7 separate regions of the Homo sapiens genome follow, and regions 1, 2, 3, 5, 6 and 7 are each linked to region 4. A link is a loop called in an ENCODE intact Hi-C map of the cell type or tissue named here. Cell type or tissue: endothelial cell of umbilical vein. All regions are shown on one strand. Region 1 overlaps CCDC192 (coiled-coil domain containing 192). Region 2 holds the start of LOC124901059 (a long non-coding RNA gene). Region 3 overlaps CCDC192 (coiled-coil domain containing 192). Region 4 overlaps SLC12A2-DT (SLC12A2 divergent transcript). Region 5 overlaps SLC12A2-DT (SLC12A2 divergent transcript). Region 6 overlaps CCDC192 (coiled-coil domain containing 192). Region 7 has its middle 120 kb from the start of SLC12A2.

Region 1 (4,000 bases), 180 kb before region 4:
AGTGAACATCAAGGCACTTGCCTCAGATTACTCTGCTGTTGATGGAGTTAGGAAAAGGACTTAGATTTTTTCCTGCTAGATTTCTTTGAAGCCTATGAAAGTCATTGAAATAACTGAAAAATGTACTGAGCGTGAAAACAGGTATGGAAACATTTTTAGTTGTTTTGATCTGCAATGAGTTTTAAGGGAGTTGTGAGTGGGAAATAAGAACCAGAAGGACTGGGTTTTTTTTCTCCAAGTCAGAGACAGAGGGAGTGCTGGAGCATTGAATGACTTGGTGCAGTTTGATACTTTGATTACTATTTCTTCATATCTACGCTAAGAAAGGAAGCTGCTATACTCCACAAATTCCTTAACTGCACTGCAATATTTATAATTTCAAAAACCTGCAATTCCTTTGCTTCAACAAATCTCTTTCTCTCTCAAGCTGAAACTGGCCTTCTACAGAAAAATGGCAGGCATGTTACATGGACCAAGTTCTCATGGGAACCTCCCCATCTGCAACATTCTGGAGTTACTGCCATCTCTACTTCCCCCAAAACATTCATGCTGGCCTCAGTGCCCTCATGGATACAAGCATACACATGCCCACAAGGACTCTCACAGCTTTTGTGGCCAGCACCTGGCTGTTACCTAAGATACTCTTTCAGTTGACAGTTGATCTTTATAGTTGTATATATCAGAACCAACCAGAAAGCCTAAAAGCCAAATTACAGTCTCATGCCCAAACTTCCCCAAACTCTGACTGAGTAGGATTAGAGAGAATCTAGAGCATGCGTATTTTTAAGAAACTCTTCAGATAGATCTGATGTGCAAATCCCAAACTATAGAACAATAGGGGAAACCTTAGCACCTCTTTTTCAAAAGAGTAGAAGATTGAAAGAAGTTCACCACTTAATTAGCTTATCTGATGGTAATTTCTTTTCTAACAGCCCCTGAATATTTATCATAAGGTTTCCTATTTCTTATACTAATGCATTGAGTTTTCCTATTTCTTATACTAATGCTTTGAGTGATGTCTGCTTGATGACTTCAGGCCTGGCTCTATCTGTCATGGAGGTTTTGCATTTCCCAATAAAAGCATTGTAAGTCACAGTGACAGTAGCATAGACTGTTCCTTTATTTAAAAAAAAAAAAAAAAAAAAGGAGGAAGGCTCTAAGTGAGACACAAAAGGAAAGCTTAACTTACAAATCTGTGATAGAAATTGTACTACCAGAACCATATAATAAGATCTGAGATGGCTTCAAAATGTCTTCCCACTTTAAGGCCTATGTGCCTCTTTGGCAACAAAAACAAAAAGTAAGTATTTTTGAAAAGAGAGAATGAAATTTATAATTAAAAGGTAAAAAGTTTCAGTTAATTTGGAAAAGGCAAGTATTGTAATTATTGTGCTACCATGATCACTACCTCAAGAAATGTCTTCTGCACAGTAACCAAGGGCTGGAAACAACCCAAGTGTTTATCCATGGATGAATGAATAAACAATATGTATACATACCATGGAATAGTATTCAGCTTTAAACAGGAAGGAAATGCTGACACATAGTACAACATAAATAAAGTGCTAGATTTGTAATGGAGTTAGAGAAGATGCCTTGCTGGAGAGTAAATTATAATGAGGACATCATGCCAAGTTAAATAAGTCAATCTCAAAATAAATACTGTGTGATTCCACTTATATGAGGTACCTAGAAGAGTCAAATACACAGAACTAGAGACTAGAATTTTAGTTGCCAGAGGCTGGAAGGAGGAAGAAACAGGTAGTTGTTGTCTATGGGTATTGGACAGTTTTGCAAGATGAAAACTTTCTGGAAATTGGTTGCACAACAATGTGCCTATATGTAATACTACCGAACTGTACACTTAGAAACGGTTAAAATTAACATGGTACATTTTATGTTATGCACTTTAAAATCACAATTAAAAAGAAAAAAAAGTCTTCGAGTTGAAAAGTCAAATTCCTTTGTGACTCAGAGTAACTGACATTGTTAGTTTAGATAAGGCACTATAAAACGGAAATTAGAGCAAGTAGAGGTCACTTTCAACTTTGACGCATAAAAACTGAGCAAAATTAAGGAGCATATTATTCATCTGTTTGTTCTTTTAAACAGTCAAAATATATGTATTTGTTGTGCATCTCCTGAGCTTTAGTTTTACAGAAGCTTGGCTGGCCTTGGGTCAGCCTCACTCTTACCTAGAAAAAATCAGAGTCAATCCAGGGTGTACCAAGGATGTATTTCTGGGCACCAAACATTTTCATATCTGAGTGGTCTTGTTTCAGGTCATTGTCGCTCCCACTATTACAAAGGATGATCAGAAAGTTTGAGTTCAAAACATAACTGATTAAATATGACTCACTTGAGTTTTCTGGGTCAGGACCATAGCAGGAAACTCACCATTTATCTACATTGGGAAATCCTCAAACTCCTCTTTATTAACAACTCATATGATTATTCCTAAATTTTACATTCTCAGACTCTGGGAAGTTGTGACACCACAAGTCACTAGTGGGAGATGAGGCAAGTGGTTTTAAGCCAAATCCACAAGTTCCCTCCCTACCTGCTATCCGTGCATATCTCCCAGAAATGAGCATGTGTTGATGGAAACAGGCTTAGAGGGCTACCAGATAGGATATTGAGATCTACTTAAAGATCCTTGCTTGGGAGTTCAGCTTCATGTGCTGTCTTTTCTGTGCTAGATTTGTAATGGAATTAGTTAAGACATCTTGCTGGTGAGTAAATTAACAAGATAGTCCTTGAATCCAACAAAACCAAAGAATAATCTGTATGTGATGATTTGTTTTAGAGCAAGGACATTTGTTTAGGCTTGTTAAAATATGCAATATGAAACTTACTAATATCTCCATAGTAAAAGTTCACATCACCACCACACCTTTCCCTCTCTCTCTGTTTACATGCTATTTACAAGTATCAAGTGCTTCTTTTATTGGGTCATGTCTTGGCAACCTAACCTTGCATACATATAACCCAATTCACTTGCAACATCACACTCTGAAATTAAACTTATGTTCTAAGGACTATTAAAAATAACTATATATAATGGCTGGGCATGGTGGTTCACGCCTGTAACCCCAGCACTTTGGGAGGCCAAGGTGGGCGGATCACGAGGTCAGGAGATTGAGGCCATCCTGGCTAACATGGTGAAACCCCGTCTCTATTAAAAATACAAAAAATTGGCCAGGCGTGGTGGCACGTGCCTGTAGTCCCAGCTACTTGGGAGGCTGAGGCAGGAGAATTGCTTCAACCCGGGAGGCGGAGGTTGCAGTGACCGGAGATCACGACACTGCACTCCAGCCTGGGCGACAGAGCGAGATGCCGACTCAAATTAAAAAAATAAATAAATAACTATATATAAATCTAAATATTCTTGTCTCTCCACCTATGAAACATGGCTTCATAACATGAACAAAAAGCTTCTCTAAATAGGGGAGAAGGATAAAACAAAAAAAGTAACTAAAATCACAGCTGAAATGTTGAGTATGAGAAATTAAACTTGATTTAGAGTGCAAATACTGCTTGAAGTTCAGACCATTTCCCCAGGTGCTCAACTACTTCCACAGAGCAGGACTGACACCTTTAAGTAAAGAAGTTTTCAGCTGTAGCAGACTATTGCTATTTTTTCCATCACCTTTCAAGGTTTGGGGTGTAGGTTGCCCTAGTGGTCAAGGACAGGTGCTTCAGGAAAGCTGAAGGGAGAGGTTAAGCTAATGATTGTCAGACTGTTAGACTCTAAGGTTTTAACTCAGAAAAACAAGGAGTGATTTTGTTTCAGTATTGGAAACATGGTTTTCTTATCATCAAATCGACAAAGACTACAGTGTCATCCATACTAGATCAGATATCTTCAGTACACATTTATAAAATTGTATGAATGTGGACAGAATTGGGAGGGACTATAAAATATGTTTGCAGTGAGACCCCCAAAGTGACCTTGTCTTGTAGCTATCAGGCAAATGAACTTGAAGGTAGTTCAGCTTTG
Region 2 (4,000 bases), 130 kb before region 4:
GCTAGAAGTGAAATTTCTAGGTCACATGGTTGTTCTGTTTAATTTTTGAGGAGCTGGCACATCATTTTTCACAGCTGCTGAACCATTTTACATTCTTATCAGCAGTGCACCAGGATTCAAATTTTCTCTACATGTTTGCTAACAATTGATATTTTGAGGGTTCTTTGGTTTTTGTTTTTTTGTTTGGTTGGGTTTTTTTTCACGATAGCCATCCTAACAGGTGTGAAGTGTTAGCTCATTTTGGTTTTGAAAAAAACCACATCTTTATACTACTGAAAAGCTCTACCACTACCTTGTTTGAATTTGGAAAAAGTTACAAGGAGTCATATCTGTGAACAAAGTCCAAGAAACCCACAAGTTAGCCATAATTTTAGTGTCTACAGAGACTAAACAAATAAATAAGAGCAGAACAAAAAATAAAATAATTCATTTATATAGGGGTATTTTTTTCAAATTTTATGTTTTAAAACAAACTGAAATGTTTTATTTTACCTAATTTAAAACTTCAGATTTGGGTTATAAAGTTATCTCAAGTAATTTACATTGAAAACAATTTTGCATATTACAATTCTTCAGTTATTGTGATCCAATATTAGTATCAATTATAGTAATTTTAGATATAAAAAACTATTCTAATTATTTATTTCCTTTCTCAACAGAGAGACTAATATAAATAGATGTTAAAGTCTGACATCTATTCAAAGTTTTGCTTTTAAAATAAATGTTAAAGTCTGACATCTATTTCAAAGGTTTTGCTTTATCTTAATCAGCTATTTCAAGTAATTAATGATTTTTGCCTCGATTTTACTTCAAAAGGGTTTAAATTTTCATTATATCTGTCTGTTACCAGTGGCTGAAACTGGTAGAAGTAATGTAGCTCACATAACAAGATTTATTATTTATCAAAAATTAAGTCATCAAAAATCTTTGGTATGCTGGTGACTCTTCTCTCAAAACAAAACCTACAAAAATCTTTAGCCGGTTTGTAAAATTAGTTGAATCCATATGAACTGAAAATCCAGATATTTAATCTGATAACCCAGAGCATTCTGCCTATCTAGACCAAATAGAAATGGTGCATAAACTCTTTAAGTCATAATCAGGTTGTAATAAACAGGCAGTGTATTTGTGAAGGAAGGAAGATTATTGCCTACTCAGGGTTGGTACTTTCTAAGACTACAACCACAATTTAATGGTTTTGGATAAACCATTAAAGATTGGCTTAATGCCATTATCGTGCTCACCTGTAGAGGACCCATCTCATCTAATGTCTCGTCTTATACACACACAGACCACACACATCTCACAGCTTGTTCAGCACTGGGACAGCTAACTTCATGCTTTTTTTTGTTTCCAGATAGATGATTATTTTGGAGGGGGAAATGCTCAAAACATACTAATAATCCAAACACATTTATTTCCCCTGGTCATATAATTTAACAGCTCTTTGATATGGGACAAATCAGTTTCTCCCCTTAGGAATTTAGAGGTCTACAGGTTCTTACTCAGAACTAAATGAAATACAATTATATGAACAGGGTTTTTCTAAATCTTAATTTTCAAAGAAGTGTAAAGGGGTATTATTCTTAAAGTAATACTATAAGTCATTCTTTTACTTTCCCAAAACAGAATAAAAACCTCAAACAAATTAGATTAGAAATAAAGTTTAACATCACTTCTTCCTGCTAAAATATAATCATGTTGGCGTTGTCACATGCTCAAGAAAAACTTAAAACTGTTATATTTGTACCTGAGTTGAATTTTTATACTGGTAGAACACTAATATTTTGAAATATCCTCTGATATGATTTATAGACTTGGTAATTTTATTTTATTTTTATTTCTCCCTCGCATTTCCTTTTGTCATTAAGTGTAAACCTTGTGGGAGGCTGAGGGTTACTCCTCAGGGTAGGGAAGAGTAAACACTGCATAGTACAAAGAATAACTGTTCAACTTTGGCATCCAAGTTGAGATTTTTAAGCTCTATAGGGAAATAATGGTTGTGAAAATCAGGTTTTGAGAAGAAAAAATGATTTTCTCAGACTCTCAAAATCATATCTTCATAGGTTGAGTTGCACAAAATTTTTAACATTCAACCATTTTTTGACCAATGAAATGTAACTTTATTATTGTTCAATTTATAGTGTATATCAAGAACTCAAGCTTGGAGAATTGGCCCTAGATTACAGCATGAAGAAGAAAGGGAGGTCATGTGATGTGATATAAAGAAAATGCTTACCTTTTTGTTGCTAGAAGGAGGAGCTGAAGAGAGAATAGGGAGAAAGGTCTGTGAAGGCAGACACAAGATCAACCCCTGGGCGAGAGCAGTGGACAGGGAGATACACACCCAGGTGGGTCTGGGGCCAATTTCACTGCCTCACCACACAGAGCCTGAGGACTTTTCAAGGCCCTTCACAATACCTTACGTTGACTGGCCACAAGTAGGAGCACTTCTGTTTCCAAACTGCAAGGACTGAGTTACCCTAAATGGGCAAGTTTAAGTTCACTTCTTCCCCTTGCTACTATGCAAGAATAGAAGATCAATAAAAAGAAGAAATCAATTAAATTTTGAGGTATTCCATACTAGATTTAGATAAACGTGTTCTTCAAAATGGGTTGCATTTAGGAAGAAAACAGACTTTTCCTATTTTTAACATGTTTGCTACTTTTTAACTTGCTACCTAATTTGCAGTCTTTTGTGTCCTTAGTATACAATAGTTCCAATATCAACAGCTGTAAAGTGACACAATTCATTCATTGTCACATTGCTAGTTAATGGAAAAAAAAAACTAGAAGCAACTTTCATATTTTCTGAGCTTGGTCCAGGGCACTTCCTAATAGCATTACTTTATTTTTAAGCTTTAGTTATAAAGTGCTAAGACAATGATGCACTGAAGTTTACTGGACTAATGATAAATTCTTCTTTTTAAAATTTTCTGGTCAAAATAGATGAATAGAAGTGTTCAAAGCTTGACAGAATGGTTTATATATATATTTTAATTCTTAAGGGAGACCACAATCTCAATTCATCTCTACAATGGCTTTTATTGCCTCTTCTATGAAAAGGAATCAATACAAGGATCAAATTTCCGTATTTTCAAAATGTGCTCATTTTAATTTGGCACAGTTTCCTCATTTCCTCTGTGGATGCCAAGAAAAGCACCTGTGTGAAAAAGGCTTATGTTAAACTTAGACAAAACAGGCCAAGTGCCTATAAGAAGATGAAAACAATCAGAATGTGTTGCAAAGAAAAGTTGACCTTTCTGAGCCTCCAAAGCCTCAGATTTGCATCTTCTGCATGAAGCTAGAGGCTAGACTCTTCCTGTCTTATTTATTATCTGAAAATAATATGTGCCTTTATGGCTGTCAAGATGATGAATGTAAAATCCTCTATCAACCTTTAAACAAGATCACTGCTTGGTGGGTCCTTCGAAGCTTTTGGCATCTTCACTAAATAAAAATTGCAAAAGCTCAACACACAAGAATGGGTGGCAGCTCTTTAGACTGGCTTCTTAAGTAAATTAACTAATACAAAGAATTCAGATCCAGATAAAACCAATGTGGCTGGCTTTCTCAGATCTGTGGGTTAGTGCATCCATCTTTACTAGCAAGTGATTGGTGCAATATAAAAGGAAACTTCCAGCTGTGCTTATAAATGGTTGGGTGTGTAGTTAGGGAAATCCATACAGCCATAAACTCCCAGTGTTGAATTAGTGATTGTTCAGAACTGAACAAATATGTAGAAGCGTAAATAACTGAATGTAGCACAATTCCCCAAAAAGTCCCATTGTTTCCCCGCTGCAGTAAACATGGAGATTTCTTTTCCCATGCAGGAGCCACAGGAAAGGTGGTATCCAGTAGTAAGTAGAGGACCACTGACTCTCCAGATCACAGTATTTCACATGACCCCATACACAGGCTAACAGCAGTGTCCTGCCAAAGTATAACCCATGGGGAATAGGCCTTTGAGGTTGTTTAAAAGTGGCAGACTGTGAGAGAG
Region 3 (4,000 bases), 170 kb before region 4:
AAGAGGCAGTGCCTTGGAGTGCTCCTCACATCATTACACGCAGGCAGCCACTGACTTTGCCTAGGCACCGGGCCAGCTCTGGCAGGAGATTGAATCAAGGCTATTTGCATGTCTGTTTTCAGAACATTAAGTTTTGTCTACCCATCCAAAGTGAGGAGATCAATGTAATCATGCAGAAAACTTAATTTCTAAAAAAAGAAGAAGAAATGAAACATCTTGCTTTCAATTAAGTATGAATTTTATTTTCTGTAAAGTATGATAACTCCCATTTTATTTTCTGTAACGTTTCAATTCTTCACTAAAACACTAAAGTATACTTAGAGAAAGTGCTTAGAAAAGATACTTTAGTGTTTTAGTGAAGAGTTGAAAATTTCTCTTATGTGTTTTAAGAGTAATGACAAAACCAGAAAGACATAACTACTACACGGCATAGTGTCGGGTAATGTCATTTCTATGTTATGTCCTTGGATCCCCACAGTAGTCCTATGACATGAATCTAAGGCTTAGAAATGTCATGTGCCAGGCAATTGGGTAATTGCCACGGTTTAAAGTATGTGGAAATACCCAGAAATTTTAAACAGTGCTGGCAACTTTGTGTTGACGCTCTTCTATGAATAGCTCCCTGGTTATTTCTAATTCTCATTAACTTGGAATAATGCAAGCCATTCAGCAATATGATACGAATAGATATTTCCTTTTCAAAACATTGCACAAATACATGATTTCCTCCCTCTTTCCACCCGGTAGGAGAAGTAGGAAAAGAGCACGGTAATAGGAATTTACCTCCAAGCTATAAAGCCTTCCTATCCTTTCAGTAATCACCAAAGAGAGTTCCTAGTTACTAAGGAGACCATAATAGACTGCATTAGATTCAAGTATGACATTTGGGTTGCCTGGCTAGTGAACGCCAAACAGCAAGGAAAATATTATTGTTGCTGAAATCATTTGATGTCTATGACTAATAAAAAACATGTTGGCAAATTGAATTGTTTGAAATGCCCAAAGGGCTTGGTTAAAGCTATGAATTAATAGCAAAGAGCAGTTCTTTCTGGAGAAAAGAAAAAAAAAGATGAAGATGTTGAACTATTTTTAAATGTATCTGAGTAATCAAAAGGTCTCAACAGAAATGTTAGACAGCCAATCTAAGTCTTTTATCCAATTTTTAATTTAAATTTCATTTTCTCCTCCCTTATAGCTAAATAATAAAGTGATATTTTGGTTCACATTATCCTTGAATTCTAAGGGACGCACAGGCTTTGTTAACCTTCTTATCTAGCTTCTCACAAATACCAGAATTATCTTTAAAGTATACCAACTGTACCAACCCTGGAGGCTTTGAGGGCTGAGATGTCCATTTACTCATGTGCTGTGCCCCTCGGGGAGCTGGAGAAAGCCAGAAGTGGAAAGAGTTGAGGGAAGCCCAACTTCCAGTGACCTCTCAACCCAAGTCCCACAGGTCACCAAGGGCCTGCCTGAAGATGTCCATCCAGTCCCTGCTTGATCTTTCCCAGAGCAGGAGGTCTTTGCCAGGATGCATCCTATCCTGTTCTGGATGCAGCTCTGATTGTGTGGAGGGCTCTTTCTCATGTTGTGCCAACATCTGCCTCCTCATGGTTTCTACCCATTGTTCTTCATGTTATCTTGAGAACAACATTGTTTGACTCAGCTTCCTCTCCTTTTGAATAGTCCCTTAGGTAACTAAAGTCAACTGCATGACTGCCCTGTATGCTGTAATGTCTTCTCCAAACTAAATAGTCTCAATTTCTTTCTCAGATTATAAGGTAAATATACAAATATATAATAGTAAGAAGAGACAGAACATATAATCACCATAAAAGACAGACAGCAAAGTGGTCTGGTAATTGAATATTTTTTTAAAAAGAGTTAAAATTTGTACCTAGAAAGGTGAAATTCTTAACTGATATTGAGAACCCCTGTGTCTGTCCACTGAGTTCCTGCATTCTATCCATCAAATTATTCCATCAAAATGAAAATGTAGCTTGGTAAGACTTTTTCTTAGTGACAGACACCATGCCAGCTCCTAGTGACTGTTCATTAATTCTCACCTCACTGCATTTATTTTTTCTTGTGTTTATTTACTGTCAATGCATACTTTGAGAAAAGTTTCTGGAAAAATACATATCTGCATATGAATAGTTGTGACATGATTTGAGAATTTGAATACCATTTATTAAGAATTAAGGGAGGGGCAATGTAAGGAAGATAAATCTTCAGTTCTTTCTCCCCCTAATATCTTATAATGAAAAATTGCAAACATACAAAAAAGTTGAAATAATTATATAGTAAACACCCATATAACTCAAAAACTAGATTCTATAGTGAATATTTTACTATCTTCGGTTTAACACGTATCTATTGTTTCTCTATCAAACTGTCTTATTTATGCATTTCAGTGCAACTTGCTCTCATCAGCACACCTAGTCCTTAACATTTCAGCACACATATTATTGTTAGTTCTTTTTGGACACTTTCTAGCACTCCCTTCACAATCTCTCTTGCCTCATTTTCCCTCATTCTCTCCACTTTCTCAATTTTCATTTCTGTGCCCTTCCTCCTACTCTATATCTCCAAAGTTCTAAATTGTAAAAAGAAAGTGTAGAAATTTGAGCATGGAACAGTATTGAAGTGGAAAAGGTCAATGGTTACCATCCAGGACCTCACAAGGTGCTGTCACCACAGGCCTGGGATAGATGAGATCCTCATGAACAAGTTGATCCAAACCAACTCACCAGAGACAGAGGTATATATTAAAATGCCAACTTAATAATTGAAAAACACAGCTGTCCAGCTGTCAAATACCCAGACATATTTCTTGGTCAGCTTGGTCTCTCCTGAATTAATCTACATGACAGGCCAAATTATGAAGGCTTTCAGTGAATGGAGGCTCAGAAGAAGGGAATTCATTAGAAGGTCTTCATGACTTGGAGGCAGAGACTATCAGCCTTCATGTTTCAACAGCTGGCCAGCATCGTGTCTGACACCCAGAGGATGCATTCTAATAATTAGTGCCACCTCTTTACAAGTACTGCCATGAAAACCAGGCCTCTGTGTTGTGGCTCACGGTACCTCTCACCTGGATTGTGCTGGCTGAACCCTGCCTAATTCTACCCTCTAACTCCCCTTAAAGAAGTTCCATGACTACCATTCTCCTTCGAGTAACACATTTCTTTTAGCCATGTTCATGCCATTAACTAAGCTTTAGTGAAGTGCTGATCTTCCTGTTTGGGGTCTAGAAGATAACCTGATCTGGGTGACCTCCCAAAGGTTTAGATCTCATAAATCATCCAGATGATGTATGTAGTTGTACTGGCAACAAAGCAAAAAGTGAAATGAGGGGTCTTTGAAATGAGAGGCCTGTTTCTATTTAAGACCATTTTTGATAAATTGATTTTACTGGTGTTACTCTCAAAGAGGAGAGTGGTTCCCTACTGCCTGAGTATAGTGCCTTCAGAGGCCAGGGAAGAATATGATCTTACCTAGTGAGCAAAAACCATCCCTTCCCTATCTCAAGATTTATGTCTGATAAGAAATGTTAGTAGATTATTTTCCCGGCTTCCTAATTACCAGCCCACAAAGACTTGGCAAGGTGAGCTCTTCAGTGGAAAGGTAGCTATACAAAAGCAACACGAAAGCGCAAATGCAACACCTTTCACAACAGACAGCTTCTCCAAAGTTGCAGATAAATCCAATTTTAATGAATCAAATCTACTCTGAAACCCTAAAAGGAACTTTCGAGTCATGAAGTCTCGAGGTGAATCCTTTGATTATGTAACAAGTTCCTAATGCAGTTCTCCCAAAGATTTCGATCTCATAAATCAAATTATTTTAGAGTAAGGCATTCCTGTTCATTACTGCTTAAAAACCATTCTTATGCTTGACGCTTTCTTACCCTTGACACTTTCCCTGTATGGATCCCATACTAAATATCAGAAAACACCAGCGTTTGGTGGTCGTATCACACTTTAGAGTGTATTTGAAA
Region 4 (4,000 bases):
AAAGAAATATGATTGTTCTACAAGATTTCTTTCAAGTAATAATAGAAAAAAATAGCATCAGTTTTGCTATTGTTGTAGGAGTAGTAGAATTAACAGAAATTCATCAATTGCCTCATTTTTTTTTCTAGTGAAAGGAGATGGCCAGCATTCAAGAATTTGCAGAGGCTACTACAAGGAAGTGCAGATTCTTCTCACAGTTGTTTCTTTTCTCACGTCCAGGAGAATTCAGCATTGCTTAAGCATATTTGCCCCAGGGTCTAGATGACAACTGATTGGAGTGATGTTTGCCCTATGCTTTTCAGACTTGATTAAAATGACTAGTGGAATGAATGTGTGCTGTGGTTGACAGCCTTCTAAATTTGATAAAGAAAACTATAATTATATCCAATCTTACCTGATGTTTTAAACAAAATATTTACAGTGTGCAATGAAGATATCTTTGTCCTTTATATGACCTGTAAGATGGCTTAGAAATTATAGCTTAACTGGATGCGTTGATATGATTAAATATATACTTAGTTGACTACCTAAGAATTGCACAACAAAAATGAAAATGTAAGCCTGTGTTTTTTTTTTGATCTTCCCTAAGAATCACTTATGTCTGAATGTGAATACAATTTTTAAAGTAATGCTCGTTAGAAACATAAAAATAAGAAAAGATACTGTATTTTATTTTCACAGAAAAGTGCTTCTATAATTTTAAATAAATGCAATATGTAGGGGACTCATCCAACTCTGTATCAGAAAGGAGACTGAAGAAACTGGAATACAAAATGCATCTGTTTATCCTGTTTTCAAATATAGTCAAAATTGAGGTCTTTTATGTAGATTTTAATCATTTTTAGTATTTTAAATTCTTCCTTAAATTTATCTTTATAGCCCAAATCTCTCTTGCCATGATTTGGATCCAATTCCCATTTTTCACCTTTAACAGAGGCAAATCAGTGGGTAGTGTCTAAAATACGTGATAACCTTCAATTGAAAAGTAACCATCAGTTTACAAATATTTTGTATTTTTAAGGATGGATCTGCTTCTATTAAAATTAAGAATGCAGGTGAAGGCTCAGGACTGTCACTCTGTTTACAGACTGAGGTATGGTTAGCTCTCTCTCATGCTTCTTTATAGTACCCAATGATAATCACTAATTACTAATAATAACTACTTTATTATCATTTCCCACTATTCCTTTATTGAATGAAATGCAGATGGGTGGTGAGGTGTGGAGGTAATTAACACTCTCACATGAAAGTCCAAAGGTAGTCAAACATGACTGCCACTTAAATCCCATTGTCCAGAAGGGAATTACTTGGCCATACCCAGCTGCAAAGAAGGCTAAGAAACATAGCTTTGATATGGGGCAGCCATGTACCCAGATGGACACCGGGACTTTGTTAATACAGACTAAGCGGAAAATGGATTTGGGGGAGCTACTAGCAGTTTCCATTACACTCCACTCCACACATTTTAACATTGTATTAATAGTCAAATCCATTGTGCCTGGGTTAATCTCATATGGACCTTCATTGTTTTCAAACTTCTGAATTATATTTCATGCAGAGAAAAAAGAAATTGGTGTCAAGGACAATACAGAAGAAAAAAATTCTAAGCATCAAGTTACCAAGAATTTATAATTAGACATGCTCATAGTATATTTTAGAAGTGAAGAAAAGTATGACAAATTGAACTATAGGAAAATCTCTTAATTTAACTAAGAGCTTGGCTCTGATCCTTTTGTCAGTGACTTGTGCAGGATCTCAAAATCATATTAAGTGTGGCATTAAAGAGATAGGGCTCAGTCACAAACTTAGCTTTGTTTAGGAATTCTAAACATGGCCAGACCACTTCAAAGTGCTTCACAAAAGATGTACAATTACTTAAAAAACTAATGCAATCTGTGGTCCCAAGATAAGGATTGAAAGCAGAAGGAAACAAGTGAGTCATTACAACTATTGGCTTCTATTTTTGATGAGATAAAGGAATTGCCTGCTTGAGTTCTAGCTGCTTCCTATGTGAATATGCACAAAGAATGTAGGTGTGGTAAATAAAACAGAAGAAGCTATTTTAATACATTTTCATAATATTTTGCATGTAGTTTTAGACTGGGTTCATTTGATAAAATCTGACCTTCAAAATAATTACATAGTAAATTTTTAAAATTTTAAACAGACAGTTCTTATTTTTGCTAAAATAAGTTCTTGATTTGGTGGCCGCCAAACTCCTATTTGCATTCTATGTCATATGACTTAAATTATCTATAATTAATCTTTCAATATTTAAATATTTTCTTTTTCTTTTTGGCTAGGACTATTGATCATATAATAATTAACACTTCCAGGCTTTGGGGCTTTGTATAGCAGTTAGGGAAAAAATATATATAAAGATGAATCTTTTTTCTTCCTTCAAAATTTTGTGCCTTTCTGATTTACTGTAGCCTGGAGCAGAAGGTCACTGTCTGATCCTCAAACTTCTGATTGTTCACATCTTCATTTTGCTGCTACTGATAGACTCGCCTTCCTGGTCTCCGTACATTTTGACTTAACTCTTTGTGTCTTTTGTGAGCATACACACATAAACCTGGAGGAATGTTTTAAAAAGATGACTAATAGCTGGGCGCGGTGGCTCATGCCTGTAATCCCAGCACTTTGGGAGGCTGAGATGGGTGGATCACAAGGTCAGGAGATCAAGACCATCCTGGCTAACACAGCGAAACCCCATCTCTACTAAAAATACAAAAAATTAACTGGGCGTGGTGGCGGGCACCTGTAGTCCCAGCTACTTGGGAGGCTGAGGCAGGAGGATGGCGTGAACCCGGGAGGCGGAGCTTGCAGTGAGCCGAGATCACACCACTGCACTCCAGCCTGGGCGACAGAGTGAGACTCTGTCCCCACCACCCAAAAAAATAAAAAAATAAAAAAAGAAGACTAATAGTCAGAATGGTAAACACATATCTGGGATTTCCAATAAGGATATCCTGTGACAAATTTAATTTAAGTTCAAACTAGGAATCTCTACCAGCACCTAGCAAATACATTGGACAATGAGGGTTAATAGACAGGAATGACAAGTGCTATACTGCTGAATTTTATGCTCAGTGTTCACCACTTTTTCTTTAATGGTAATAACAATATCAATAGCTAACATTTTTTGAGCATTTACTAATGTATGGACACTGTTACACATATCTTATCCATTTGCTAATTAAATCCTCTTAACAATCTACAAGGCAGGAATCATTTTCTTCCCAATTTTACTAATAAGGTAGCTGCATCACAAAGAGCTCAAGAATTTGCCCAACATCACATAATCAGGATGTAGCAGATGGGAAATACCAACATAGGCAGTCTCATACTAGAACCCAGGCTCTTGCTTAGCACAGGGATCCATCTTCCTCTTTTGTTCATGACCTAAGCCATAGCTGCAAAAGGATATTTCTCCTAAAATAATTGAAGACACATTGGAACCACTTGTAAGTTCTGTAATTATATTTGAATAACATTTGTGTTGCTATTTCCTTCTCTGATAATTATCCTCTATTCTCTTTCCATCTGTATGGCTGTAATAGAAACATCCATATGACCCTGTCTTCTAGACCATAGTTTATTGAACCATGAGTGGGCATCTGACTCAAGATGAGCCACTGAGATCTCTTCTAGGCTATATGGTGTAGGTAGAGGTTTCAGTTTTCGCCTATCTTCTTGAACAGCAAAAATATAAACTTGGGCCGGGAGCAGTGGCTCACACCTGTAATCTCAGCACTTTGGGAGGCTGAGGCGGGAGGATTACCTGAGCTCAGGAGTTCAAGACCAGCCTGGGCAACATGGCAAAACCCCGTCTCTACCCAAAATACAAAAAATTAGCCAGGTGTGGTCGTGCACACCTGTAGTCCCAGGTAATCAGGAAGCTGAGATGGGAGGATCACTTAAGCTTGGGAGGCAGAGGCTGAAGTGAGCTGGGGTCATGCCACTGCATTCCAGCCTGGGTGACTCCATCTCAAAAAAA
Region 5 (4,000 bases), 50 kb before region 4:
GGATTTCAAAAAGTGAACAAATGAAACTCAGATTATGTTGGCAGTCGTAGAAGGGGCTTCAATCATAAACAGTTGTGAAAGTTTTGGTGGTAATTTGAATTTAATAAATCTTTACTGAACAAAGCTTGCAAGAGTACAGTTCAATGTGGAGTCTGGTCAAATGGCATTTAAAACGCTAAAGGAAGTGCTCCAAGAAGGGAGAGTCCAAGGACTTGGGGTAGAAAGAACAAGGCAAAGGCTTGAATCTGTAATGTCTTTGAGTTTTTTTCATTTCCCTTATCCATAAAATGAAGTATTGGCCAAAGCAGCATTTCAAACTATTTTTTGGGGGGTGGGGGTGGGGGCAAGGAACAGAACACTTTTGTATTCCCAAAATGAAATCTTATGAAAATCTCACTATTTACAACTGATAAAAGCAGTATTTCTCTGATTAAAAGAGGTCAAAAGCCAGAGCTCTACCAGCTCTGCTCCTTGGGCAATACTGCAGCCTTCCTCGGGATGTCCCAGAGGAACCCGAGGCCATGGAGAACACTCCTCAAAAACTTCCAGCCTGGATCATTTCTAAAGCCTTTTCTACTCTAAAATACATAATTCTCATTTACAGATGTAACTCATGAGAGTCAGCCTCAGTAAGTGTAGAGTACAGTTAGAATTCAACTGAGGAGAAGCAAAGAGGAGCAGCATTTATTACACTATTTACATGTGCTACACATTGTTTAAGCCATTTTAATACCTTACTTTGTTTAATCCTCACAACCATCCAGTATTTTTAGCTCCATACAGGGAGGAAACAAGGAGATAAGGAGCTTTCCAGAGGTCACACAGTAAGTACTGAGCAAATTCTAACAGATTTGCCTAATTGGAAAGGTCACACTGGGTAGGCCTAGAGCACAGTGTCCTATTAGGGGAAAGGGGATACAACAGTAGTACTTCTGGGGGCTGATGGGGAGGGTAGTGGAGGACACCAGGAGAGGGTGGGTGGGAGGACTTCCAATACCAGCTCCTCATGCTTCCCAGCTTTGTCAGGGACTATGCCTTCTAACAGTCTATTTGGGGAGCTAAGACTATCACATGTGGAACAAATTAAGGAAAACATAGGCAGCATGTAATTAGCTGTTTAACCACATGGTATATTCTAGAATTTGAGGAGCTTTGAGGTTTTTTTGTTTTGTTTTGTTTTGTTTTTTTCAGAAATGATTATAAATTTGCACTACTCTTGTTCCATCCTCTCCAGATACCTGGTTGTGGTCAGTGTCTGTGGTCAAGGCAATGCGAGGCACATCCAGCATCCCTGAGCAAGATGTGCTCAAACACATGTACGCTACAATGTTCCCATAACATCTGCCTCCATAGCATCAGCAACTGACCTAAATGCCTGCCTTAATGGGCAGGGCTTTTTTGCATGCTAGATGTCCAGGATGCTTGCTGTCCCTACTTGTAATTTACCATTGCAGTTGTTATTTACATTATTTTCCAAGTAACCAATTCATAGAACAGCCAGACAAGAGCTGAGTCATCTTGGAAGAGAGCCCAAAAATCTCCCCTGCACAGCAAGCTTTACAAAAAGATCATCCTTTGTGGAATGCAAACAAAATGGCCTCCACAATTTATTAATGTTCCCAAGAGCTGTGATTATGAATCCAGACATTTTAACAATGTTGAATCTAATTATGCCAGGTGAACAGAGTATCTATCACAAGTTACTCCAAACCATCCAGAGGTACAATGTAAGCCTCTTGTTTTTACAGGTTCTTCTGTCAAACCTAACTGAGAGCATTTTGTCTTTTGAGCTAGACTAAGGTTAAACAAGATTTACACTGAAGGCAGCCACAGCAATCAATGACTGATGCTTAGACTAAGCCAGGATGCATATGTTTCAGAGTCATCACATTCTCCAATTTTAAGAAGAATAAAATATTGGCATATTCCCAATTCAACATATTTAATTCAACTGCTGTTTGTTTTCAAAGGAAATTTAAAACAATAGCAAAGAAGGAATTCACCAATACTAATTCTATAACACTAAAAAAAATTTCTTTTGTTTTTAATTATACTTTAATTTCTGGGGTATATGTGCAGAACGTGCAGGTTTGTTACATAGGTATACATGTGCCATGGTGGTTTGCTGCACCCATCAACACGTCACCCTACATTAGGTATTTCTCCCAATGCTATCCCTCTCCTAGTCCCCCCACCCCGACAGGCCCTGGTGTGTGATGTTCCCCTCACTGTGTCCATGTGTTGTCATTGTTCAACTCCCACTTATGAGTGAGAACATGCGGTGTTTGGTTTTCTGTTCTTGTGTTAGTTTGCTGAGAATGATGGTTTCTAGCTTCATCCATGTCCCTGCAAAGAACATGAACTCATCCTTTTTTATGGCTGCATGGTATTCCATGGTGTATATGTGCTACATTTTCTTTATCCAGTCTATCATTGATGGACATTTGGGTTGGCTCCAAGTCTTTGCTATTGTGAACAGTGCCGAAATAAACATACGTTTGCATGTGTCTTTATAGTAGAATGATTTATAATCCTTTGGGTAAATACCCAGTAATGGGATTGCTGGGTCAAATGGTATTTCTCGTTCTAGGTCCTTGAGGAATAGCCACACTGTCTTCCACAATGGTTGAACTAATTTACACTCCCACCAACAGTGTAAAAGCATTCCTATTTCTCCACATCCTCTCCAGCATGTTGTTTCCTGACTTTTTAATGATCACCATTCTAACAGAATAGAAATCTCAATAGAGATTTGCATATCTCTATTGACCAGTGATGATGAGATTTTTTTCATATGTTTGTTGGCTGCATAAATGTCTTCTTTTGAGAAGTGTCTGTTCATATCCTTTGCCCACTTTTTGATGGGGTTGTTCGTTTTTTTCTTGTAAATTTGTTTCAGTTCTTTGTAGATTCTGGATATTAGCCCTTGTCAGATGGATAGATTGCAAAAATTTTCTCCTATTCTGTAGGTTGCCTGTTCACTCTGATGATAATTTCTTTTGCTGTGCAGAAGCTCTTTAGTTTAATTAGATCCCATTTGTCAATTTTGGCTTTCGGTGCCATTGCTTTTGGTGACTTAGGCATGAAGTTTTTGCCCGTGCCTATGTCCTGAATGGTATTGCCTAGGTTTTCTTCTAGGATTTTTATGGTTTTGGGTCTTATGTTTAAGTCTTCAATCCATCTTAAGTTAATTTTTGTATAAGGTGTAAGGAAGGGGTCCAGTTTCAGTTTTCTGCATATGGCTAGCTAGTTTTCCCGATACCATTTATTAAGTAGGGAATCCTTTCCCTATTGCTTGTTTTTTTCAGGTTTGTCAAAGATCAGAGGGTTGTAGATGTGTGGTGTTATTTCTGAGGCCTCTGCTCTGTTCCATTGGTCTATATCTCTGTTTGGTACCAGTACCATGCTGTTTTGGTTACTGTATAGCCTTGTAGTATAGTTTGAAGTCAGGTAGCATAATGCCTCCAGCTTTGTTCTTTTTGCTTAGGACTGTCTTGGCTCTGCGGGCTCTTTTTTGGTTCCATATGAAGTTTAAAGTAGTTTTTTCCAACTCTGTGAAGAAAGTCAATAGTAGCTTGATGGGGGATAGTAATGAATCTATAAACTACTTTGGGCAGTATGGCCATTTTCACGATATTGATTCTTCCTATCCATGAGCATGGAATGTTTTTCCATTTATTTGTGTCCTCTCTTATTTGTTTGAGCAGCAGTTTGTAGTTCTCCTTGAAGAGGTCCTTCACATCCCTTGTAAGTTGTATTCCATTCCTAGGTATTTTATTCTCTTTGCAGCAATTGTGAATGGGAGTTCACTCATGATTTGGCTGTTTGTCTGTCATTGGTGTATAGGAATGCTTGTGATTTTTGCACATTGATTTTGTGTCCTGCGACTTTGCTGAAGTTTCCTATCAGCTTAAGAAGATTTGGGGCTGAGACTATGGGGTTTTCTAAATATACAGTCATGTCATCTGCAAACAGAGACAATTTGACTTCTTCTTTTCCT
Region 6 (4,000 bases), 150 kb before region 4:
TTTAGAAAGGATGCACAAAACCAAATCCTGCTGGACAAGCAGGAGACTTCTGTATGAAGGCACAGCATTTATTTCTGGCCAGTGGGATAATGTTATATGTATCTAATATGTATATTAGATATATACCTCTGTGCATTATGGTAATCTATGTGTATATGGTAATTTACTATGGTATTCTAAAGATACACTGGCTTGGACCAGATTACCCTACTATGCCTCTAAATTCCTCAATTAAATAAAGCCATAATTTGATATTTGCCAAAGAACATATGATTAAAAAGAAGAAATGTAAGAGGAACAGCATTCATTGCTCCTTAGTTGCCTCGTATGCAGTTGGATCCCAGAAAAAGTGTATTATTAACTCAGGCAAGCATAAGAAACAGGTCTGGCAAGACTGAAAATGTTACTGCTCTTCTGCACGTGCTTTTCTTAATCCCAGAAACTGTGGCTATAAATGTCCCCGACTCCCCAGTTTTCCACTAAGACCTGGAAGTCCTGCCATGCCAAGCTATCATCTGAATCTGGGCACACCAATAGAGCATCTGCTCCATAAAGATGGTCAAGACATGTTCCGGGGCTACTTTTTTCCCTGGCTTTCCTGGTAAATAAGGAAGGAGCCCCATTCCTATTCTAGAGAACTTTGAATAGAACTTGGCAAACAAAGGAAGGAGGAGCCCTCAGTCACAGACTGAACTTGTATTATTATACAGTTGACCCTTGAACAACATAGGTTTGCATTGTGCTGGTCCACTTATACCCAGATTTCCTTCTGCCTCTGCCACCCCTGAGATGACAAGACCACCCCTCCTCTTCCTCGTCCTCCTCAGATGCTGAGGATGAAGATCTTGGATCCATTTATCTACTTAATGGATACTAAATATGTTTTCTCTTCCTTATGATTTTCTGAATAACATTTTCTTTTCTCTAGATGACTGTGTTATAAGAATACAGTATATGATACATATAACACATAAAATTTGTGTTAACCAGCTGTTTATATTATCAGTAAAGCTTCTAGTCAACAGCAGGCTATTAGTAGTTCAGTTCAGTTTTGGGGGTGTCAAAAGTTGTATGTGAATTTTTAACTGTGCAGGAGGTCAGAAACCTTAACCCCTGTGTTGTTCAAGGGTCAATGGTAAATTGATTGATTGTAACTCAAAAAGGTAGATTGCTGAGGCCAAGGAAATGAAAGGATGCAAAGAGAAATGGCAAGAGAAATAGATGTATGCTTCAGGAATGAAAGAAAACAAGAATTGTTACCAGTCTTCAAAGGCAGAACAAGTACTTACAAGACAGATCAAGGGGATAAAACTTAGCTCTATAGAATCTCTATGTTATAATCTATATTATCTTAACTCTTAAAAAGGCTGGGTGTGGTGGCTCACACCTGTAATCCCAGCACTTTGGGAGGCCGAGGCAGGCTGATCACTTGAGGTAGGGAGTTTGAGACCAGCCTGGCCAACAGGGGGAAACCCTGTCTCTACCAAAAAATACAAAATTTAACTGGGTGTGGTGGTGCATGCATGTAATCCCAGCTACTCTGGAGGCTGAGGCATGAGGATCACTTGAACCCAGGAGGTGGAGGTTGCAGTGAGCCGAGATCGTGCCACTGCACTCCAGCCTGGGTAACAGAGAGAGACTCTGTCTCAAAAAAAAAAAAAAAAAAAAATCCCCAAATGTATAAGGCAATAGGATGGCAAAATTCTTTATCACACTAGGCTGTCTATAATAGGATTCTGACTTCAGGGAAATGTGTCATCCTCTAAGTTGACTCACAATACATCAACCTATTTGAAAAACAATGCCTTCCAGTCCCTTTATCCCAGCTGACCAGAACAATTTTGATGGCTCTTCAGAGTAAATAGGTTTTTGTAACTTTGGATGACTGCCAAAACCTCTGGAAAATTTCTGACAATATGTAGTTAATTTTTATTTCATTTTTGTAAGGTTTTGCCACAACCAGACATTATTCATTTTCATTTTAAATTATGTGTAACATTAATTAATTCATAATTTTTATTAACTATTTTTTTTTTTTTTTGAGACAGAGTTTTGCTCTGTCACCCAGGCTGGAGTGCAGTGGCACGATCTCGGCTCACTGCAAGCTCCACCTCCTGGGTTCATGCCATTCTCCTGCCTCAGCCTCCCAAGTAGCTGGGACTACAGGCGCTCACCACCATGCCCGACTAATTTTTTGTATATTTAGTAGAGACAGGGTTTCACCATGTTGGCCAGGATGGTCTTGATCTCTTGACCTCGTGATCCACCCGCCTCGGCCTCCCAAAGTGCTGGGATTACAGGCACGAGCCAGCGCGCCCAACCTTATTTACTATTTTTTAAAGATTAACAAGCTTTCAACATGAGAACTCCTTTAAAATACATATTTTTAATTTTCAATTTTTAATACCTTATATATGTATTGTGATCGTATTGTTAGATCTAAAAGTCAGGACAGCCGGGTGCAGTGGCTCCCGCCTGTAATCCCAGCACGTTGGGAGGCCAAGGTACATAGATCACTTGAAGTCAGGGGTTCGAAACCAGCCTGGCAAACATGGTGAAACCCCACCTCTACTAAAAATACAAAAATTAGCCAGTCATGGTGGTTGGTGCCTGTAGTCCCAGCTACTCAGGAGGCTGAGGCAGGAGAATCACTTGAACCTGGGAGGCAGTGGTTGCAATGAGCCGAGATTGCGCCACTGCACTCCAGCCTTGACAACAAAGTGAGACTCTGGCTCAAACAAACAAAAAAAAAAGTCAGGACATCTCTTGACATAAATTCTCACGTATAAATTTACATTCATACTCAAAGATATTTGAAATCAGGACCATGCTCCTGAATACTAGATCTAGTATCACTATACTTCTAATTCATATAGGATTGCAGGAGAAAATGGAAATGCCACGTTTATTTAACTGTTCTCATTTATGGATGTTAACCACTAAGTGTCATGTAGTCATAGAAGCAAAAGTTAGAATTGAACATACTAATTTTTAATAGAATGTACTTAACTCCACAAATCTAAGACACTGTCAAAGAAATTGAGGGAAATACACAGCTGACTACTCTGAATGTGAGAATCAGTGCCTAGTTTTATTAACTGTGGCAGAAGAAGACAGTATTTAAACCAGACCTTATATAATCCATCTATCTTGATGCTATAAACAAAATTTCCAGATACAAGGGGCTAATCTTTTCTTTTTCATAGCCATAACTTTTCCTTGTAAGTCCCAAGAGAGAGTCAATAATTGAATTTCAGAAAAGATGACCTTCTTTTGAGGTTGTTTTTGATCTGAAGCCAAAGGGAGGTAATTTATTTAGCAGAAGCTGTGGGTTCTAAACAAAGATACATATGTGGAAATAATGGCAAACAAAATAAAGTACCTTAATTTATTCATCAATAAAGCACTACCAAGATGCTAAGAATTCACATCAGAATAAATGCTCATGGGAATGGAAACTGGTTTGAGGTTTTCTTTTTTCCTTTTTCATGAGCACATGCTGCTGAACGCTTTTACTTCTATTATATAAAAAAGCTTTCATCCTTTGAAAACATTCCTGAAGAAAACTGATAGATCTACAAGTCTTCTGTTGCCTCAATTATATCAGCTTTCCTTTTGGTTAATTTAATCTAAGGCAATAAATAAGTAAATACTCTTATCCCTTTTAAATGACTGATTTCTCATGCATATTTCTTTTTTTTTCCTTTTCTTTTCTTTTCTTTCTTTCTTTTTTTTTTTTTGAGACAGAGTCTTGCACTGTCCCCAGGCTGGAGTGCAGTGGCACCATCTCGGCTCACTGCAACCTCTGCCTGCCAGGTTCAAGGAATTCTCCTGCCTCAGCCTCCCCAGTAGCTGGGCTTACAGGAGCTCGCCACCACGCCCTGCTAATTTTTGAATTTTCAGTAGAGATGAGGTTTTACCATGTTGACCAGGCTGGTCTTGAACTCCTGACCTCAGGTGATCCACCCACCTCAGCCTCCCAAAGTGCTGGGATTACAGG
Region 7 (4,000 bases), 160 kb after region 4:
CCTGGTCATGAGTCAGACACTTAGGCATGAGGCCATTGACCAGGGTAAAGTAGTATCCCATGAAAGGCACACTGTAAATACTCATGACCGCCTTTCCTGTAGCCCCATCAGGGCAGGACTAGAATTTATAACCCCTCTCCAGGGAGAGCCCTCCAGACCAGATTAGAGGAAAGTACAGCACTCTTCAAGAAGCAGCTCAGAAAGACCTCCTCCAGGAAGTTTTCTCTGATGCCACAGGTCTGGATTAGGGTCCCTCTCTGCTGTGCCCCTCTGTGCTCACCAGCTTGGCCGTTTCATGTCCTCACTATGCTGGTGTCACCTGGTAACACACTTGAGTTACCTGGTTTTGTTCTGTGGTCTACACCAATCTGGGAGCTCCTTAGGGGTAGTAACCTTAGACAAGGCTTGCAACATAATCAGCAATTAATATTAATGTCTGAGTCAATGAATAAGTGAATGAATGAAGCAAAGAACTGGTTTGGTTTCTCTTATGAACACTATGGGTTGTGTAATAATTTTGTTTCCCACTTATTCATCACTGATGAGGGAAGGACTACCAAGAGATTATGGCAGATATTTAAGGTATTAGGTGAACCCATGGATCCCACTCCTACATGCTGTTGCTTCACTGATAACTGTAGTATAGTATCAGTACATTTGTAGAACTAAAGGGGAGTGCCAAAATATTTTAAAAATAAATGAATTTATCACTGTGAAAAAGCCAAATGAACCTCTGCTATTAATGCCTTATCTTGTCAAGTGTCTAAGGACTGTGTGACTCAAAAACCCATGCTTTTTAAACATTATGAATTGGGAAACTGCAGTTATTACTTGTGACTTTTTCCAACTAGCAAAGTCTTACTGTTTCCTGATGACACAGCTCAAAAGTCACCTTCTCTGTAAAACTCCTGTGACATCCCATCACCACACTCCTCCTGTAGCCCTTCCACCTGATCTGTTGGACGATCCCACTGTCATTTATTTGATTTCCCCATTAGATTGAGTAACTGACAATCACTTTCATACCTCTAGTGGCTTATCTTATTTGTGAGCAGCTTGGAGTTTTCAATACAGGATTTACTTCATGAAGGGATGAATGAAAAGATTAAATCTATAAAGGGGGAAGGCTGCTGGTGACAGGGGAATAGCTCAAAGGGGTTATAGGCATGGAGCATTATTAGGATTGGAGCTTTTTGGAACGTGTGACTTGGTTGAGTGTTCTAGTTGTAACAACTACACACTAATATGATTTGCATGGCATGTTTCATGTATGCTTGAATTCTTGAGACCTAACTTATAATAACCATTATTTCATTATTTCCTTCATGCTAAGGATTAAGGTTAATGATGATTTGAAGAGAGGATCATTTATTAAAGTGCTTATTGATTCAGTGAATACTTACTGATTATCTAGGGCAGGGCAACACCATGTGTAGTGGCCCTGGAGCTCCTGCGGACCCTGGCTCAGGAAGGTGGTGGGGGCTTGGTTTGAAATGCTTAAGTCAAGGAAAAAAAGAGAGGTAGTGTTTAGTTAGGTGTCTAAGTATTTGCTTAAGGAACTGGCCACCTGCTTGTCCAAGTTCAGGCTGTTATCTTAACTGCCCTTTAAATGCTTCTAGGTTGCTTTTATTCTTTGAGGATTAGTGAACAATTCAGTCCCACAGGTGTCTGCTGTTTTGAGAAAATAGTGCCGAAAAGTACACGAATGCGGGCAAATCCTTATTTGTTAAAACCTCCAGTCTTTCAAGAGATCCTTTTCCCAGACACGTGACTGAGGGTTCGCATAATCCCATTTCTGCTTAACCCGAGTCACTCCCAACTTCACACCAACAGAAGGATCCTAGGATAGACCCATTCATCCGTCCATCCTTCCTTCCTGCTTCCTTCCTCCCTCCCTCCTTCCCTCCCCTTCACCCCCCACCACCTGCCTTCGAATTAAACTGTAATCCTGATTTACTTCATTCCTTTCTTGTTTGACATTTCTCAGATTTCACGATAAGAGGGAAGCGAAGAAAAAAGCACGTGACTTGAAAATGTTTTTCTCTTTTTAAAGCCACATCTTTCTGCTTCATTTTGATTTCAGTGTAACTCGCCGAGTGAGGACTCTTGGCCCACGCTGGGAGCCCGCAGCCGGCATCCGCCACCGCCGGGCAGGTGTGCGCTGGGCGGGCGCGCGGACTCGCCTTTGCCCGGCCCGCGGCTCCCCCGTGTGGCCTGAGTAGGTAGTGATGCGAATAACATGCTTTGAGAAGTCAGAAGGCTGGCGTCTCTTCCTCCGGAGCTCACGGAGGAGTCTCTCTGGTTTCCTTTCTCAGAGGCAAAAAATTTCCAGTTGGTCTCAGGCTAACATGGACTCTGGCAGAGGAATTGAATGATGGCCGATTTCAAGAAAGCAAAACAAACTCCTGCCGGGGAGACAGTTTGGGGTCGAATGATTTCATGATGCCCAAGACCACTCCTGCCACACAAGCGAGGGGAAAGAGCGGGGAAGGTTCTAGATGAGCTGGATCCCCGCTAGGTGCCAGGCATCTGACATGCATTATTTAATCTTACTGTACCCCAAGCTAGATAGGAATAGTCACCTCATTTTACAGAAGAGGAATAGTCACCTCATTTTACAGAAGAGGAAACAGATTCTCTGAGGTCCGCAGTCTCAAAATGGTGTAACAAGGGTTCAAACTGTGACCAGGCTGACTCCAAATCCCATACACTTGGCATGACAAGACCTCATACAAGAGAGGCGTCTCGGTCCCTTTGTGTTGCTGTAAACAGAGTACCTGAGTCAGAGTAATTTGTAAAGAACAAAAATGTATTTATCACAGTTCCGGAGACAGGTTCAATGTCTAGGGAGGGCCCCCATCTCTGCTTCCAAGATGGCACCTCGAACCCCATCCTCACATGGAGGAAAGGCAAAAAGGACAAGAAGAGATGAACTTGCCCCCTCTAGCCATTTTATAAGATGCTAATCACCTTCCTATAGGATGCATGTTTAATCCTGTTGCACAGGGGATTCACTTTCAACATGAATTTTGGAAGGGACACAAACATTCTAACCATAGTAAGGTGAGGATCTCCTGCTCAGTTCTCTCCTTCTGTTGGAGATAGACGTCAGGCTCCAGAGAAAGCTGCTTATATCTCAAGTCCAATAACCTCACGTCTGCATGGCCCATCTGAGTTACATGAGTGTGGAGTGTGGCATTCTGATCTCTGCATTGCAAAGTATGTTGCGTAATCTCGAGAACAGTCCTATGAGATGATTTTTTTATTGGCAATTTAATCATAAAATGAAGAGAGAGATGAAGTCACCTGCTTAAAGTTCTGACAGCTAGCAAATGTGCATGAATTTGTCTTTTTCAGGTCTAGTGGTGTGAAATCAATTTTAATTATCATATCAAGTTGTCTTACATCTACCTCTGTAGACTAGTTTTGAAAAATTTGTTAAATGAGGGAGGTGGGGATCCTAAAGTTCCCTTCTAGCCCCTGAGTTCTGAGTTCTGGTTCTTGAGTGCTGTCACATATGTTTCTCCTCTCATCTTCCCAGTGCTGTAATCTGGGGGTACCAGGGTGATATGGTTTGGCTTTGCGTCCCCACTCAAATCTCATCTTGAATTGCAATCCCCATAATCCCCCCATATATAGGAAAGTGACCTGATGGAAGGTGACTGGATCATGGGGGCAGTTTCCCCCATGCTGTTCTGGTGATAGTGAGTTCTCACGAGATCTGATGGCTTTGTAAGTGTTTGACAGTGCCTCCCTCACACGCTCACACTTTCTCTCCTGCCACCATGTAAGATGTGCCTGCTTCCCCTTCTGCCATGATTGTAAGTTTTCTGAGGCCTCCCCATCAATGTGGAGCAGTGAGTCAATAAAACCTGTTTTCTTTAGAAGTTATCCAGTCTCTTTATAAATTACCCATTTCTTCATAGCAGCGTGAAAACGGACTAATGCACAGGGGTATAGAGTTTGGTGACTAGCCATTGGACACACAGGCAGTCTCTGC

The links. Peaks named below come from ENCODE experiments on the same cell type or tissue, not always from the same donor. Only the 100,000 strongest peaks of a DNase experiment are listed, where the experiment ranks them.
Region 1: a loop joins it to region 4, with 9 times the contacts of the local background. A loop is called at or near these places in 3 of 110 quality-filtered maps.
Region 2: a loop joins it to region 4, with 5 times the contacts of the local background. A loop is called at or near these places in 2 of 110 quality-filtered maps.
Region 3: it touches region 4 in a loop (8-fold over the local background); 4 of 110 quality-filtered maps call a loop at or near these places.
Region 5: a loop joins it to region 4, with 4 times the contacts of the local background. A loop is called at or near these places in 3 of 110 quality-filtered maps.
Region 6: it touches region 4 in a loop (10-fold over the local background); 4 of 110 quality-filtered maps call a loop at or near these places.
Region 7: it touches region 4 in a loop (11-fold over the local background); 3 of 110 quality-filtered maps call a loop at or near these places.

The regions. Positions count from the first base shown.
Region 1 is chr5:127,861,804-127,865,803 of GRCh38, forward strand. The region is part of intron 5 of CCDC192 (coiled-coil domain containing 192); the gene reads left to right. Among named protein-coding and RNA genes, the nearest start is that of CCDC192, 160 kb to the left of the region's middle. In endothelial cell of umbilical vein, no CTCF peak of the experiment used is centred here; DNase peaks (open chromatin) are centred at 1,658 and 2,018; H3K27ac peaks cover 2,929 bases.
Region 2 is chr5:127,906,852-127,910,851 of GRCh38, forward strand. The region is part of intron 6 of CCDC192 (coiled-coil domain containing 192); the gene reads left to right. LOC124901059 (a long non-coding RNA gene) reads left to right here and starts at 2,309. Exons shown (of 3, transcript XR_007058925.1): 1 at 2,309-2,351. In endothelial cell of umbilical vein, a CTCF peak has its summit at 2,452; DNase peaks (open chromatin) are centred at 2,460, 3,220 and 3,890.
Region 3 is chr5:127,871,101-127,875,100 of GRCh38, forward strand. The region is part of intron 5 of CCDC192 (coiled-coil domain containing 192); the gene reads left to right. Among named protein-coding and RNA genes, the nearest start is that of CCDC192, 170 kb to the left of the region's middle. In endothelial cell of umbilical vein, no CTCF peak of the experiment used is centred here; DNase peaks (open chromatin) are centred at 71, 831 and 1,621; H3K27ac peaks cover 2,248 bases.
Region 4 is chr5:128,036,937-128,040,936 of GRCh38, forward strand. All of the region lies in intron 2 of SLC12A2-DT (SLC12A2 divergent transcript), which reads right to left. Among named protein-coding and RNA genes, the nearest start is that of SLC12A2-DT, 44 kb to the right of the region's middle. In endothelial cell of umbilical vein, no CTCF peak of the experiment used is centred here; DNase peaks (open chromatin) are centred at 1,915 and 2,522; H3K27ac peaks cover 1,967 bases.
Region 5 is chr5:127,986,744-127,990,743 of GRCh38, forward strand. The region is part of intron 2 of SLC12A2-DT (SLC12A2 divergent transcript); the gene reads right to left. Among named protein-coding and RNA genes, the nearest start is that of SLC12A2-DT, 94 kb to the right of the region's middle. In endothelial cell of umbilical vein, no CTCF peak of the experiment used is centred here; a DNase peak (open chromatin) is centred at 1,528; H3K27ac peaks cover 990 bases.
Region 6 is chr5:127,885,681-127,889,680 of GRCh38, forward strand. The region is part of intron 6 of CCDC192 (coiled-coil domain containing 192); the gene reads left to right. Among named protein-coding and RNA genes, the nearest start is that of CCDC192, 180 kb to the left of the region's middle. In endothelial cell of umbilical vein, no CTCF peak of the experiment used is centred here; a DNase peak (open chromatin) is centred at 1,821.
Region 7 is chr5:128,199,318-128,203,317 of GRCh38, forward strand. No RefSeq gene overlaps it. Among named protein-coding and RNA genes, the nearest start is that of SLC12A2, 120 kb to the left of the region's middle. RefSeq lists a silencer at 2,113-2,292. In endothelial cell of umbilical vein, a CTCF peak has its summit at 2,215 (motif pointing left); DNase peaks (open chromatin) are centred at 24 and 2,214; H3K27ac peaks cover 425 bases.